Linked DNA regions of Mus musculus: all the other regions are linked to region 3. A link is a loop called in an ENCODE intact Hi-C map of the cell type or tissue named here. Cell type or tissue: left cerebral cortex. All regions are shown on one strand.

Region 1 (5,000 bases), 200 kb after region 3:
CTCCTTCACACTGACTCTGTTCGGTGTGATAGACAAGGTAGAATCAATCCTGAAGGAGCAGTTGGAAAAGCACTAGTGTTAATTTAGGCTAGAGAATCTAATGGTTATCAATGATACGAATTTAAACAGTGAGCCGACTTCTTATTACGTAAATGGGTCTAAGGAAGATAAACAAGCATTCCCATCTTACAGTTGATCAAACTGAGGCATACAAAGGAATGGTACAGGAGGGCACACAGCCAGGCGGCACTGGCACCCAGATATGGCTCAGGAACAAATGCATACCTTCAGGCACTGTTTCAAGACTCCAGGGTCGACATTGCTCTTACACAGTTTCCATGAAGATAAGGCATTTAAAGAACCTTATACTGAGGCTATAAGCTTACCTTATGAGAGTAGGAAGACAGCCTAGAGGATAAGAACACATGTTCTGCAAGCACAAGGACCTGACTGGAAGACCCTTGTACCCATATAAAAAAAGCTGGGGGCATGAGACAGGCAGATTTCAAGGGCTCTTTACCCAATCAACTTAGGCAAAATAGTGAGCACCAGTGAGGGGACGGCCCTGCATCAAGAGAACAAGGACACAGCAATGGAAGAAGGCTCCCTATACCCTGCAATGGCTTCTACACACGCACGTGTGCGTGCACACACCACACACACACACACACCACACACACACACACACACACACACACACACACACACACACACACCACACACACACACAGAGGAACATGTGAATCAACATAGGACTGTGAATGCACCAAACAGTTTATGATACTACATGCTACATATTCCGTATTACACAGTACACATTACACACACACACCAAAAACAAAGAAAGAAGCAAACAAATAAAAGCCCTATCTTCCAATATGCAGTAGCAGCTTCCCCCTTCCTCCTCGAAAATAGGAGTCAGAGTTTACAGTCTCCTGCCTCCACAATCACTACCTTGGGAGTCTCAGCAAGTCAATGGCCACTGTCTACATCAAAGGCTCCTAGGTACTTATGAGCATGCTCTGCATGAAATCTCACTTAATCTCAAAACCCTTTAAGGAATTGTTTCCATCTCTACCTTATACAAAAGGAAACAATTTATAGGAACTCACTAAACTTCTCACAATGCCATATTCCGCATTCACAAAAATAAGCCCCAACTCCGTTCCTCTCATCCAATGGCCAAGGATGTTCAAGTCTCCCTCTGATACCTGACCACTGTTCTCAGCTCCCTGAACTTCCTATTCATCTCCTTCAGTGCCTTTTACACCTACCTGGCTTGCCTACGGGACACCTTGAATGCAGTAAACGAATATATATGAAATCCATCGTGGAATCTGCAATGGATAAGATTGTCAAAAGCAGACACAACTGGTGGACAAATTGCCCTGGAGTCAGAAAACCTAGGGTTCAAACTCTCACCCTGAATCCTTTTCATCTACACAAATGGAGTGACAGCCCCCATCCCAGCATGGCTTTCCTGGGTGAAAGGTGACAAGGGAGACAAACTTGCCTGACTAAGTACCCGGCAGTGTGTCTGCAAAGAGCACATAGTAGACACATTTACTACTATTATCAACAACACAATTCTATTCATCTATCAAATGCAGGAATCTTTCCACAATACCCACAACAGATGGCTATCCAGGCTCTGCTAGAACATTTCCAAAGATAGAGAGCTCGCTCGCTCTCCCCATCTCCCCAGGCAGCCGGTTCTATTATTGGACAGCTCTCTCTGGCACGAAGTCTTTCCTACATCAGCCAAAGCCTGCCTCCCTGAATCCCACTGGCCTCTGAGCTGTCCTGTGGCGAAGCACAGCACAGCTCCAGTCTTTCCACACATTGGTCACCATTCTGAGGGAAAAAAAAAAGCAATTATGTATGTCCTCGCTACATCCTCTCTTTTTTCAGTCATTCACACTAACACATTCCACCTCCCATGGTGTGATTTCTATATTACCCATGATGCTCACTAAGTCCTCAATGTGCAGTACCTACAGGGGACACGGCAGTCCAGTACCTGATCTAAATGAACACTGTACTTTCATTAATGCATTTGATAATCGTACTGTGATAGAGTAGCCATACAAATGTCACAGCTGTGTAGCCTAGGGCTCAGAGGGAGGGGGACCTGTAAGTGTCTCTCGTATTAAGGGAGATCAAGCTATGTCTTCTCCTTGCCTAACTTATCTCTGTGCAAACCACCTGATTTATTCCATCAGCTTTTACCTCACTCAACTAACAACTTTCTGAATCATTTTTCTGCCATTTCTATGACTCTGCTCTTCAAACTATTGATTGTGATTTTCCATAAATGTGTTCCAATTTCATCATCAAAATCGGCGTTAAAGCAACTGCAGCGACTCATTGCCATTCACGTTCAAGAATGATTATGCAGAGAGGTTTTATTAAAGTCGCAGGATAAAAAAAAGTACATAAATGTTTAAGTGGGGACATAAGTGAAAATGACAATAGAGCAAGATGAGTGTGAGGGGCATAGTGGCACTTCAGCCAGCTGCCAGGAGGCCCTCTCAACCAGGCTCCCTCAGGATTGCTTTGAAAGGGCCCCCAACCAGTAGAATTAGCACCTCTATGAGGGGCAACCCAAGGGGTTATAAAGATCCTCCAGTGATTCCAAAGCCAAATTAGTTAGTCCAGTGCTTCCCAACTTATTTTCTGCCTCTCTGTATGCATCTGTGGTCTGGGTCTGTGTCTGTCTCTGTCTGTCTCTGCAGGTGTGTACGTGTGTCTAGGTGTCTCTTGTGTCTCTGTGTCTCTTTTCCTCCTCCCCTCGCCCCTCCCTGCTTGGGCTTTTAACCCTCACATTCTGTTCTGATCCTGCTGAGATTGTTTGTGTCTACCCCATTTCCCAGGTGACACTGGATCACAGGCTGAATAGCCAAGGCCTAAGAAATAGGACCAGATTCCCCCTAAGTTTCTCTCTGAAGCCTTGACTTCTTATAGATAACTGACTCTTTGCCCCACTTCACGGAAATAAGTAGAAAGATAAATACAATGCTTTCTGGCCTATGATGAGATACTCAGAGAGGCTTACACATGGATGCAGGGAAGAAAGGCTTCACAGGTTAGGATTATCTGAGTCATGGACAGATATGGGAGACAAGTGCATAGCCTGAGCATCCAGAAATGATGGGGGTGGGGACAAAATAAAACCAGTACTTTCTGGAAGGCATTCTCCTTCTCTGTAGATACCACTACACAGCTAAAGTAGAGTCCCTATGCAGCAGAAAGCCTCCCTCTCTGTGTTGACTAGCATTGTGGCTGGCGTTTCATATACGTAAGCCACATCTCCAGGGCCCAGAATTCAGCCTCTCCCAGAGCAGGATCAAATTCAACCATGAATTTAAACCTTAAGACTTAGCAGGGTATAGACCACCACAGATCTGGCTGTATGCTGCTAGGATCGTTAAGAACTACATTTTTAAAGCATCAATTTCTTTTCCATTCCATGGCTTTTTTGAAGCACGAGTTGGTTTAAGGTGTATACGTTATTAATCAAGATTCTGAAAAAGGTTGTAAACCAGTGCAGTTGGGGAGAGAAATGTGACTGGGGGTAATCAGAAACAAGGACCATCTGGAGAGCCATGTCACGCAGTGCAGACACACAGAGCTGATGGCTGTTTATATTTGTAAAAGCATGGCGTGTTTCTGCAATATCAGAGCGATGCAGCCCCTCCAGTCCTCGTGATTGGCAGGGAGGGGGAAGTTATGTGTGTGTGGAGCGGATGGAACAGCGGAAGAGGCGGACAGAAAAAACTCAGCCTAATTCAATCAGACATTACAATCAGACCTGGTTAATGTGAAACAATTAATACAATCCATTTTTATGCAGATTAGAACATTTCAAATTAACAGGTCAATAGCATTCATATGCTGTGAATGTGGGCTCCACCCGAGCCAGGTGAACCGTTAAGTGAACCAATCTAAACTTTATTACAGAGGACCCCTCAGACTCTTCAGAATTCACAATCCACTCAATTTGGAGTTAATCGCTCACATTTTTCTCTCATCTACAGATATCCTCATTTAAGACAGACCTGCTAGGCTTCCTCTTATGACAAAAGACAAGGGGGTGGGGGAGGGCATGAATCATTCATTAGCAATGAAGGTATCATTTTATCTGTTTATTTTCTAATTACGTGAAATCAGATAAAGAAGTGGAAGCAGTCGATAAAACCAAGAGACGCCCCCTCCTGCATTGTATGGGATCAAAAGTAGGTAATAGTAATGTGGGTCTTGGGATCTATAAAGAAACATTCAATTAATGGTCTGTATTGGAGAAGGGGACAAAGAGGAAGAAAGAGGATGCATTGAAAAGCCGAAGTCTCTCTGCCTCCCTGTCCCATGGTAAGCCACCTCCAAGGCCATATCTGTCTTCCTGCTCTGCCTCTCTCCCCTACTCAAGTCCCTCCCAAGGGCAGCCCTTCCCTTCCTGTGCTCACTAACCTCTGGTCATCCTTCAGAGCCAACACTTCACACTCAGCAATCCTCACTGTCAGCCACCTTCTAGGAGCTGGTTCTCGGAGTCCAGTCACCCACCTGCCTCTAGGTCCAGCCTGTACAAGCCTGGTGGCAGAAGGCAGGCAGGCAAGAGGAAAAACCTGTGTTCCCCTTTCTGAGTTCCATACAACTCATCTCTGATTCTCAGACCATGGTCCAGGCTGCCATGGGAAGGTCTGGCTGCTCTGTGAGTCTAAGGATGGGGAGGAGAAATCCTTACAAGGACCAACACCTAGTCCTGCACCTTAGAGCTTGGCTTCTGTTTCTGAGCTTTCTTTTTTCTACTTATTAAAGAAGCTACCTTTCTCCTCAAGATTTGGTGTGAGGACCAAGTGAACGACATCTTGACTGAGGATAGACCTCATGTGTCTTGGCATTCCCAGATTGTATCACGGATGTGCTACCTTGGGCAACTCCGACCTATGATGCCCATGCACTGCATTCACGATTTCCTGGTGATGCATTGCTGTGAACCCATC
Region 2 (5,000 bases), 190 kb after region 3:
ATGATCTCAAAGGTTAAACGTGATACTCTGTATTAAAATCACGTTGGTGCCACAGATAAGAAACTCAGGGACAAAGTGACATCTCTCAGCAAACTCCAGGACAGTGTTAGAAGGACGCTGTGGACCAGAATCTCTGTCGTCTGGGAGCTCACAGTACTGAGCTGCTGATGGGTTGGCTCCACAACTACGATGGACAGTACCAGAAAACATGGCTTTCCAGGCTGCTGCTGTCCTCCTGACATCACGGGACAGAAGGGCTCTCACCCCATGGGAGGTTGGTGGCCCTGAGGGGAGACACCCACCCCAAGGAAGAGACAGCGAAGCAGTTCTTATCTGGGGTATCTGCATCAAAGGCCCAATAGAAACTGAGGTCTGGGCTCAAAGGTCAAACTGCAAGATTGATCAAGAAAAAGTACTCAGACATCTTGGTGTCTGTGGCTGCCTGGGAATGACCTGGGAGATCCCTGCCTACGTGGTAAAGCAGAGGAAAACCAGCTCTCTTGATTAACACTAGTTTAAAACATTAGATGTTGCTCCCAATACATGAATATTCAGCTAGACTCATTGGGTAAGCTAAGTGTCACCTGGATGCTTTATGGCATGAACTGTCTACACCTTTCATTTCCAACAGACTCTACACTCAAGCCAAGGTCATCCGTGGCCATTTCAACACAAGCCAACTTCATCTCACACTGACTGGGTCAGTGCTAGTGTTGCTGCTGCTGCTGCTGCTGCTGGTGTGTGTGTGTGTGTGTGTGTGTGTGTGTGTGTGTGTGTGTGTATGAGAGAGACAGAGAGACAGACAGAGACAGAAAGAAAGAGAAAGAAACAGAGACAGACAGGGAGGGAGAGAGAGAGATACAGAGAGACACAAAGAGAAAGACAGAAACAGACAGACAGACAGACAGACAGACAGATAGACAGAGAGCATGCATGCGTATGCATCCTTCTCAGTATGACTGTGAAACAAATGGTTGTAAGAAAACAACAGGGCCATGCATAGGTGAGGTTGCCCTTAATTTCTGGCCCAAGTCTTTACTAATTTCTAGCTTTTTTGAAATCTGAATGTTAAATTTTCTTATGGTATTAATATTCTTGGGATGAGTATGCAAAGTGGCCCTGGCCCCACTGTCCCTCTTCATGAAGATGAAAGTAAATAATATTTACAAGTACTTGTTTCCACCGGTGATCTCCTCTAATTCTCTCAACAACTCCCCAGCCTTTAACCAGGGAAACTCAAACAACTGAATCCAGAGCCCAGGGAGTTTATGACCTGTGTCTTTCATTTCACACAAGAGGGAGGCTGAGACTCAAAGAGGGACATATAACTTTACCTAAGCAGATGCCGCCTGTAATAATTCAGACGCTCCTTTCTGGTAATGAACTCAGCCAAAGGTAGTGTGGCATCACACACTCCGTGCCACGGGGAACATCACCAGGACACGCAGTAATGCACTTAGGATCAATTTAGTTGTTGTTAGATCCAGGGTCATACGATGGCTTTATTAAAACCTCAGCTCACACAGGAAACTGGAGGGAAGCGCGCACTGCAATGAATGGAAACCAGCCCCCATTCCAAGCGTGCAGGGGAATGAGAGCCAAACCTCCCAAGCTCACTAGTTGCTGAAGTAGCTGCTGGGCAGCTATACAGTGTGCAAACTCCAACCCAATGGCTTCCCACCTGCCTTTCCACTTGCTCATTATCTGAGGTTGTAAGGTGCTACTTCCAAGCTAAACTGCACTGTCCACAGGGCCATGGTATCAGGGTAGGGCATAGAGAGTACTAGCTTTCATGGGGGTGGGGGGGCTGCATTTGCTCAGGAATCCTGGGGTGAGGCTCTCTGAAAAGATGGTTTTGTGCATCTCTGTTTGTCATTACTCAGAGCAGATGGGGTGCTAAAATTAAGAATGTGGTGCCCCAGTTTTTAGGCACTTGCTGTTTCTGTGGAAATGATACTCAGTGCAAGTGTGGGGTGAAGCCAAAAGAGAACGAGACCTCACAGTACAGTTGGGAAATGATGGCGGTCTGGGTCCATGTCAGTATTCAGCAAGTGCTTTGAACCACTAACCGCAACTCCTTCGAGCCTCCTGGAGGTTCTGCATTGCAACTTCTGGTCCCCCAAGGCTTCTCCCTTCATAAAAAATACTGAAAAAGACACCCTCTAATCACCTGTGCATGGTGACGAACGCAATCTCCATCCCTTACAGTTTGCTACTATCTTTTTTATTTTAAAAGAAAGTGAAACATTTTAGTGGAGTCTCTAATATTATCATGGGACTGCAGCATCATGGCTATTGAACTAAAAGGGTAAGTTGGCTCCGTTTTGGAAATGGATGGGTGGATGGATAGCTGGGAGGGTGGATGGATGGAAGGATGGATGGGGAGATGGGTGGATGGATGAATAGGTGGGTAGATAAGAGGGTGGATAGAGGGCTGGTGAGATGGCTCAGTGGGTAAGAGCACCCGACTGCTCTTCCGAAGGTCTGGAGTTCAAATCCCAGCATCCACATGGTGGCTCACAACCATCCGTAACAAGATCTGACTCCCTCTTCTGGAGTGTCTAAAGACAGCTACAGTGTACTTACATATAATAAATAAATAAATCTTTAAAAAAAAAAAGAAGGTGGATAGATGGTATGGTGGATGGATGGATGGGTGGATGGATGGATGAATGGATGAATGGATGAATGGATAGGAGGGTAGATGGGTGGATGAGAAGGTAGATAGGTGGATGGGAGGGTGGATCGATGGATGCATGAATGGATGGGTGGATGGATGGATGGATAGATGGATGGGTGGAAGGGTAGATGGGTGGATAGGTGGATAGATGGATGGATAGACAGACAGATGAATGGATGGAAGGGGTGGATCCCACCTCTTAAGATGTGAGGGGCATCAGCATTCAAGTATACAAATCCACTACCATTTACCAACATCCGGCAGTCCTCAATCAGTGGTTATCAGCATATTTATTTCATAAATTAGAAAGCATAATTCAACCACGACTATCTCTCCTCCCCAATTCCTATGTTGACAGCTAATGCTCAGTAGACTTGGGGTTGAGCGAGAGGAGAGGGAAGGAAGGCTGACCTTGGTTGACCAGCTGTGTAAACAATTTACAATATACTGGCCCCTTGAAAATCCATTATTAACAATTTAATAATCTTTATTATTAGAGAAACACAGTAGCCCTTTCTAGCCAGATGCCACAATTCAGTTAAAGAAAAAAAGTCTCCTCTGAATAAAAGCAGTATCCTCACAAAGGAGCTGTGGAGTGCCCACCATGGTCTTCTTCCTCTGGCAAGGCCTTTGCCAGTGTGCTTCTCACTCCTGTCCCCTCATCTTCTGGTTCTTGCGCTCAGCTGTCACATGACTTAACACAGCTGCCCAGTGTCCTTTCTACCACTTACACTCCATATTTCAACCTCTTATTCTGCAGTCCACGTTCCATGCAGCGTTTCTGTGTCTGTACTAGCCCACCAATCCCCACTCCATCCACTGCAGGAAGAGCATACGCCCCAGCGAGGTGTGCTTGGTGGGTAGGTAGTAGGTAGCAAGTTTACGTATCAAGTGATCCTTAGGAAACACCCTCGACTTCACAGGCTTTATCTTTCCCATCTGGGTGGAGGGGGTTTAAAGCTCTTTGACCATTACTGATCTAAGTAGAAGTAATTGAGACAATAGTTATTAAGTGGGAGATTTTTATTCCTGGGGTTTTTTATTTTACTATTTATTACAACTTTATAAGAAAAATGCTACTCTCTCCATTGAAAGATTCAAAACATAAAAACTATGAGGGAAAAAGCATTAGAATCCCTCACAGGAGGGGTGGCATGCACTGCACCCAGCCCGAAGTCAGCATTTCTGGATTATCAGACTATAAGGCAGAAGGAAATACTGCCTCTGACTGCTGCAAAAAGAAATATGACTTCACAAGTAAGAAGAAAGGCAGTGTGAGGTTGTTGGCCCATAATTCAATTTACTGCATGTTAGTCTGTGCCTGGGAACTGAGCACGGCTTGAGTCAGTGGATTTTTAAGCAGCCAAACTTTAGACCCATACAAATGTCTTCTGCTTTTTTAATGAAATCTTTTACATTTTATTTGCAGGGCTTGTTCTAAATCACTCCTACACTTGACAATCAGGCGCCATCCACCTTCCCCCTCAAGTGAAGAGTTTATTCTCTCTTGGAGAGCAATTACCGGACAAATGCCAGGCTGCAGAGGGTGTTTCTCCAGCAGCAGCATCTGTCTCGTTGGCAGCTCCTCAGGCAGTTTCATTGGCAGTAGTAAAATGGCCAGAGGGTCAGTCAGAGCTCAGCAGCCCACAAGCTCTCGGGTGGCCTTGTAGCTTCTGCTTGAATATCTCAAAATCAAGAAAAAGGCTTAACCTCCCCCACTTTAAAATTTGAAGGTAGGCCAAACCCAACTCTAGCTCAGTAAGAACCCTTTGGAGGAACTCTGGGTTCTATTGGGAGCCAAACATTCTCCTGACTCTCTTTGCTTAACAGACGGTCTATAACAGCAACCTACATAAGGACAGCTGATACCCAGATAGCTAATACATGCTGCTGTAGTCAGCCTATAAAATGGCATATGGTGACCCTCACCTAGTGGCATTCACAACTTTGGTAATCTCCCCAGGTGTGGGTAACCTCATGCTTCATTTCCAGCAACAGAGCGTGGCAGAAGCGAGGAGATGCTGCTTGACAGATTAAGTTGTGGAGAGGCCCTGCTGCAGAGGGAGAGTGGGATGCAGAGAGAGTGACATCAAGATTAACAGATGAAAGAAGCCAGTTGACTGAGAAAGACTGGTAACCCAAAGCTACAAGTGCAAAAACTCCACAGACTATCAACACAAGAGACAATAGGAACTACGTAAATAATCTACACAAGGGCCACAGGATTTGTAGACCAGTATCTGTATACCTCTTCCCAGCTCACTAGCCCACTCCCATACTCCAGAGTGTCTTCATTCTTAATAAACTATCTCTATTTCTA
Region 3 (5,000 bases):
AAGAATAATGGATAAGCTGTATGCCATTGAGAAGAGCAGACAGGCTACCAAGTGAACCCTGATTACAGAGGTGCTAAGACACGAGGGAATAATACTTAAAATCAGTGACACAGTATTTTCAAGGGTTAAAGTGTCACAGGGAAGGAGTGTCTAATTCTGCCTGGAAGAGAAAGGGAAGCTTCAGAAATCTGGCTAAGATTTAAAGGATAATGGTTACTTGGCAAGCTACAGTGGGGGACAGGAAGTGCTCAGAGATAGGTAACAGCAGGAGGGTCTGAGATGCTCAGGAAATAGGGGTCAGAGTGGAAAATGCCAGGAAATGAGGCTGGAGAGAAATTCAGAAGCTACGTGATGATTATTAATTATATTAAGTATTTTTAGTGCTTCTCCTATGTCGGGAAGTTAATCCTTACAGCTTTCCCATAGGTAGGCATTTCCAGGGCTGGACAGTGGCAGTCAGGATTTGAACTCAAGCACTCTGATCCCACAGCTCCTCCACACCAGCTCACTGTGTCAGAGACCTTTAGGATTCCCACCATTGCGAGGCACTGGGTATGATGTCTACTCCTGAGACTTGTGAACTGCGGCCAAGTCAGAGCAAAATGCGAAGCTATGCCCAAAAAGGACTTGGAACCAACAGACAACCCTTTCTGGTTCTCTTTTGTAAACTGACTTTCTAGCAACTGTCCTCCTTTGGTGATGCAATTATTTTGGTATTTAAAAACCAGTAACAAATTAAGGGAGCCACATAATCAACTGCTACATTAATTAGTCACCCTTTGTTGAAAGGCAAACATCCTGTTAAATGTGTGAGTTAATAATGACTTCTGCATCAATTCTCGGTTTTGCACATTCGCAAAGGCTTGACTTTGGTCCTTGATGTGCAAACCTCTTTGTCTCTCTCGATAGCTATTCTGAACCAGGTCCAATCGTCTCTGAGCAGGCTCAACTTCCAACAAAGGAGAGGCCTGGATTTTGGCACAGCCACTGTCATAAAAAGAAAACTATGGGTTCAGATGAGCAATGTGTACTGTTGGATCAGAGCTGTGCTGCTTGTTGCTGCTTCTGCGCATTTCACACACTGCTTAGTCACAGTATCTTAACACAATACGATCCTAGGGACTGGGGGCGAGGGGGTGGGGCAGAGAGAAGGACTGCAGGAAGCATCCATGGGGCACTTCCTCTGAGCCAGGAGCATTTCTAGGGCTCTATTTACTTAGTCCATACTCTACAAGCTAAGCATTGGTACTATCAAATTAACATAGCTTACAGAGAAGGAAACAGAGGTACAGAAAAGCGAATTAGCAGCATAAAAACACCAAGATGCTATGTAATATGGCTAGAGTTGATTCTTGGTTGTATGGTTTGAGATATTTTGCTTAAAATTGCAATGGCAAGACCTTCACCACAGTGCACATTTCTGAGCCTAGGACTAGGGTGAAACAGCAGACAGAAAGCAATTTAAGGAAAGAAGGAAGGGTTTGTTCTGGCTTACAGTTCTAGGGAACACATGCTTTCATAATGAAGAAAGTGTGCCATAAGAGGGGAGTCCAGCTGGTCCCACTGCAGTTCAGTCAGGAGGCAGAAAATGCTGAATGCTTGCGCCCAGATCCCTTGCTCCTTTTCATTTAGTCTAGGACCCCTAGTCATGGCACAATCCCATCTACAGTGAAGATGGTCCCTCCTACCTCACTAGGCCACCCAGCAACTCCATCTAGACAACCCCTTACAAACATCCTCAAGGCTTGTTTCCAAGGTGATTCGAGAGCCTACCAAGTTTATCACCGAGGTCAAACGTTACAGTGAGGCCAGAGGACTGAGCCTGAAGCAAGCCTGGACACATAGGAAGTTCCAGGCCAGCTTGGGCTACCTAGTAATACTTTATCTCAAAAGCAAAACAAACAAAACTAATGACATTAAATGAGTCACTATGCTATACTGCCACCTAAGTCAGAGACAAACAAGAGCCTATGCTTTCAGTGAGCTCCTCATTTTTTTGTAGCAGCAGCACACAGAGCCAATGCAGTGCCAATGAGGCATGAGCTTGGCAGGAGCAGGATGCTGCATACAGGAGTGGATGGAGGGCCTTGGCTTCAGTAATGGATACCCAGCTTCAGCTATTCCTCTCTCCTGTCCTCCTTGAAGTCAGCAGCAGCAGTTGCTACATACATTGGTAAAAGCAGGATAAGAACTGTGTTCTTTCAACAACAAAGCCCATGTGATATAAAGATGGCTCAAACTCAAACTCCTGAGGAGGGCTCCAACAAGCATCTTGCGGTAATGCTTGAAGATCGTACAGAACCGGGCCACACTGCCTCTTCATTATATTAATGCACTGTAATGATTCCATCCCGTAAATAGTGTTTGGGCTTGACTGACATGATACCAAATTTGCACTTGCATGCATAATTCTAGTATTTTATTATTAAACTGAGCTCACAGATTGAGCACCAGGATTTAAAACAAACAAAAAATCTATAATTACAGCATGTGGATTTTTCTTGCCGCCAGCGCCTGCCCAGCCATTTTCACCGTCAAGCCTGCTTTCTCTTTTCATAGCTTTTCCTGCTTCCAGTGGAGGTCGATGACACAAAGTATAGGGTATCATGAGGATGCAGAGTTCAGGGCTTCTCTGTCGCCTATTCTAAATCGAAAAGATGTTTTCATCTCTTGAATAGTTCATTTCTCTGGAGATGTAGATTTCCAATTGCACGTGCTATACGAGGCCAGAAGGCACTTGGTGCCTCCTAGAAACTGGGCTCAGTTATTTTTGGTTGGTGCCAAGGTCAAGGAAGTTTCAGCCCAGGAAGCTGACAGAGGCTAAAAGGAGGAGGCATCTCAGGCCTTGAGGTGGCAGAACACACAGAGAGGAGATGGGGGCCATCATTGTGATGATTGGCTTTCAGACACCCCACACTGGGTCTTTCTAGAGAAAATGGACCAAGTGGCACTATTTTTAGTTATTCTCAGCCTCTCTTTGCTGGGCATGGAGTCATGGGAGCAAAGAGCTAAATGTTCACATTAGTTAGTGGGTAAGATATTAAAATAAATGATCAGCAGGGGGTGGGTGGCTGGGGGCGGGGAGTGGACTTAACAGTGAAGTTCAGGATTAAGCTGAGACTGGAGGCAGACAGGTGCCAGGGCCCCAGCACTCTGCACACCACCTCAAGTGCTTTGGGATTTGTCCCAAAGTGCAAAAGGAAAGCACAACAGGACTTCCACACCAATGGGTTCAACTAACAGGACCAAAATCCATCTCCAACAGTATAGATTTTTTTTTTGTCTTAGTCCTGAAACAATGCATTGTAACATCTATTTCTACAACATTCTCATGGTATTATATATTATAAATAACATGACAGAATTTGCATAGGTTACATGGACTACAGTTTAATTTTATACTGCAGACTAGAACATCTACAGATTTGATCTCAGAGCCTAGTTCCATGTGGTGACTGTCTAGTAAGGAGATGTCTGGTGCTTGATAGTTGAAGAATAGATTTCAATGAGCCCAGAAGGTGTTACAAAAGGGCCACATGGCAAGAGGATGATCCAGAGGAGGGCTGACAGGATAAGCCATGAGGAAATGGAGGGCAGGAGGTTGAAAGATGAAAGGGAAGCAAATTTAAGAGTGGTGATCAAGTATATTATTTTTCTTAATGTCCTGACTTGTTCTGCCTTACAATTTGAGGAGGCAGCATTCGCTCTGATAGGGAAGACAGAGCAGAAACTGGAGGCAGTTCCTCATGCTACACAACACCACATTACACTGCACCACATTACACTACACCACATTACACTGCACCACATTACACTACAGCACATTACACTGCACCACATTACACTACACCACATTACACTGCACCACATTACACTGTACCACATTACACTGCACCACATTACACTGCACCACATTACACTGCACCACATTACACTACACCACATTACACTGCACCACATTACACTGCACCACATTACACTACACCACATTACACTGCACCACATTACACTGCACCACATTACACTACACCACATTACACTGCACCACATTACACAACACATCATTACACTGCACCACATTACACTGCACCACATTACACTGCACCACATTACACTGCACCACATTACACATTACACTGCACCACATTACACTGCACCACATTACACTGCACCACATTACACTGCACCACATTACACTACACATGCCTGTAGTCAGGAAGCAGATAGTGAACAGGAAGTGGGGACTTACAAACCTTAAGGTCCATCCCAAGTGACACACTTCCTCTAGTAAGGCTCCACCGTAAAGGTTCCACAACACACCCCCAAACAGCAGGTGGCCAAGTAAGTGTCCAGAAACTGAACTGTGGGAGACATTTCACTTCTAAAGCACAACACGTCACCCTCTGTCCACTATGGCCTTGGCCATCTCATGGTGGGAAATACATGCATTCTGACTTTGAGAATCCCCAGTCTTTAAACAGGCATAGACTTGTTCAAAAGTCCAATATCTCGTCGGAGATTCAAAGCAATCTCTTAACTAGGAACCCTAGAACACTAAAATAGAGGACTACTTACTTCTAATACACAATTGTAAGAATACATTTTCCCACTCACAAAAGGAAGAATTGGAGCGTAGCAAGAAAACATCAGGCCAAAGCAAGGATAAAATTCATTTGGTCAAATGTTAAAGTTTGAAGCTCCAGGCCCAGCCTCTGGGGATGATGATGGAATCACGTGACCTCTGAAAGACTTGAGTGCAATATCCATAGCTTCTCTCCAGGACCAGCTCCATGACCTTCCGTGCAGTGTTCCTCATCATACATATGACCTAAGGTGCTGGTATCCTCAACATTCTGGAGACAGCTTTCCCTTCACAGCTTCAATAATGGACTCCTAAGGCCACCCTGACTCTGCCACATATTGCCTGCCTCAGTTGTTCTCTGGAACTCTGACACAAGACTCCATGACTCTCTCAGTACTGTATCTTCTATGACAAATGC

What was found. A loop is a pair of places that touch in the nucleus more often than their neighbours do. Peaks named below come from ENCODE experiments on the same cell type or tissue, not always from the same donor. Only the 100,000 strongest peaks of a DNase experiment are listed, where the experiment ranks them.
Region 1: a loop joins it to region 3, with 2.1 times the contacts of the local background. A loop is called at or near these places in 4 of 42 quality-filtered maps.
Region 2: a loop joins it to region 3, with 2.0 times the contacts of the local background. A loop is called at or near these places in 4 of 42 quality-filtered maps.

Annotation. Positions count from the first base shown.
Region 1 is chr4:104,449,489-104,454,488 of GRCm38, reverse strand. All of the region lies in intron 4 of Dab1 (disabled 1), which reads right to left. Among named protein-coding and RNA genes, the nearest start is that of C8b, 310 kb to the left of the region's middle. In left cerebral cortex, CTCF peaks have their summits at 1,768 and 2,011; a DNase peak (open chromatin) is centred at 1,737; H3K27ac peaks cover 2,393 bases.
Region 2 is chr4:104,458,135-104,463,134 of GRCm38, reverse strand. All of the region lies in intron 4 of Dab1 (disabled 1), which reads right to left. Among named protein-coding and RNA genes, the nearest start is that of C8b, 310 kb to the left of the region's middle. In left cerebral cortex, a CTCF peak has its summit at 2,092; DNase peaks (open chromatin) are centred at 1,641, 1,911, 4,186 and 4,670; H3K27ac peaks cover 1,645 bases.
Region 3 is chr4:104,647,877-104,652,876 of GRCm38, reverse strand. All of the region lies in intron 7 of Dab1 (disabled 1), which reads right to left. Among named protein-coding and RNA genes, the nearest start is that of C8b, 120 kb to the left of the region's middle. In left cerebral cortex, no CTCF peak of the experiment used is centred here; DNase peaks (open chromatin) are centred at 939 and 2,336; H3K27ac peaks cover 1,533 bases.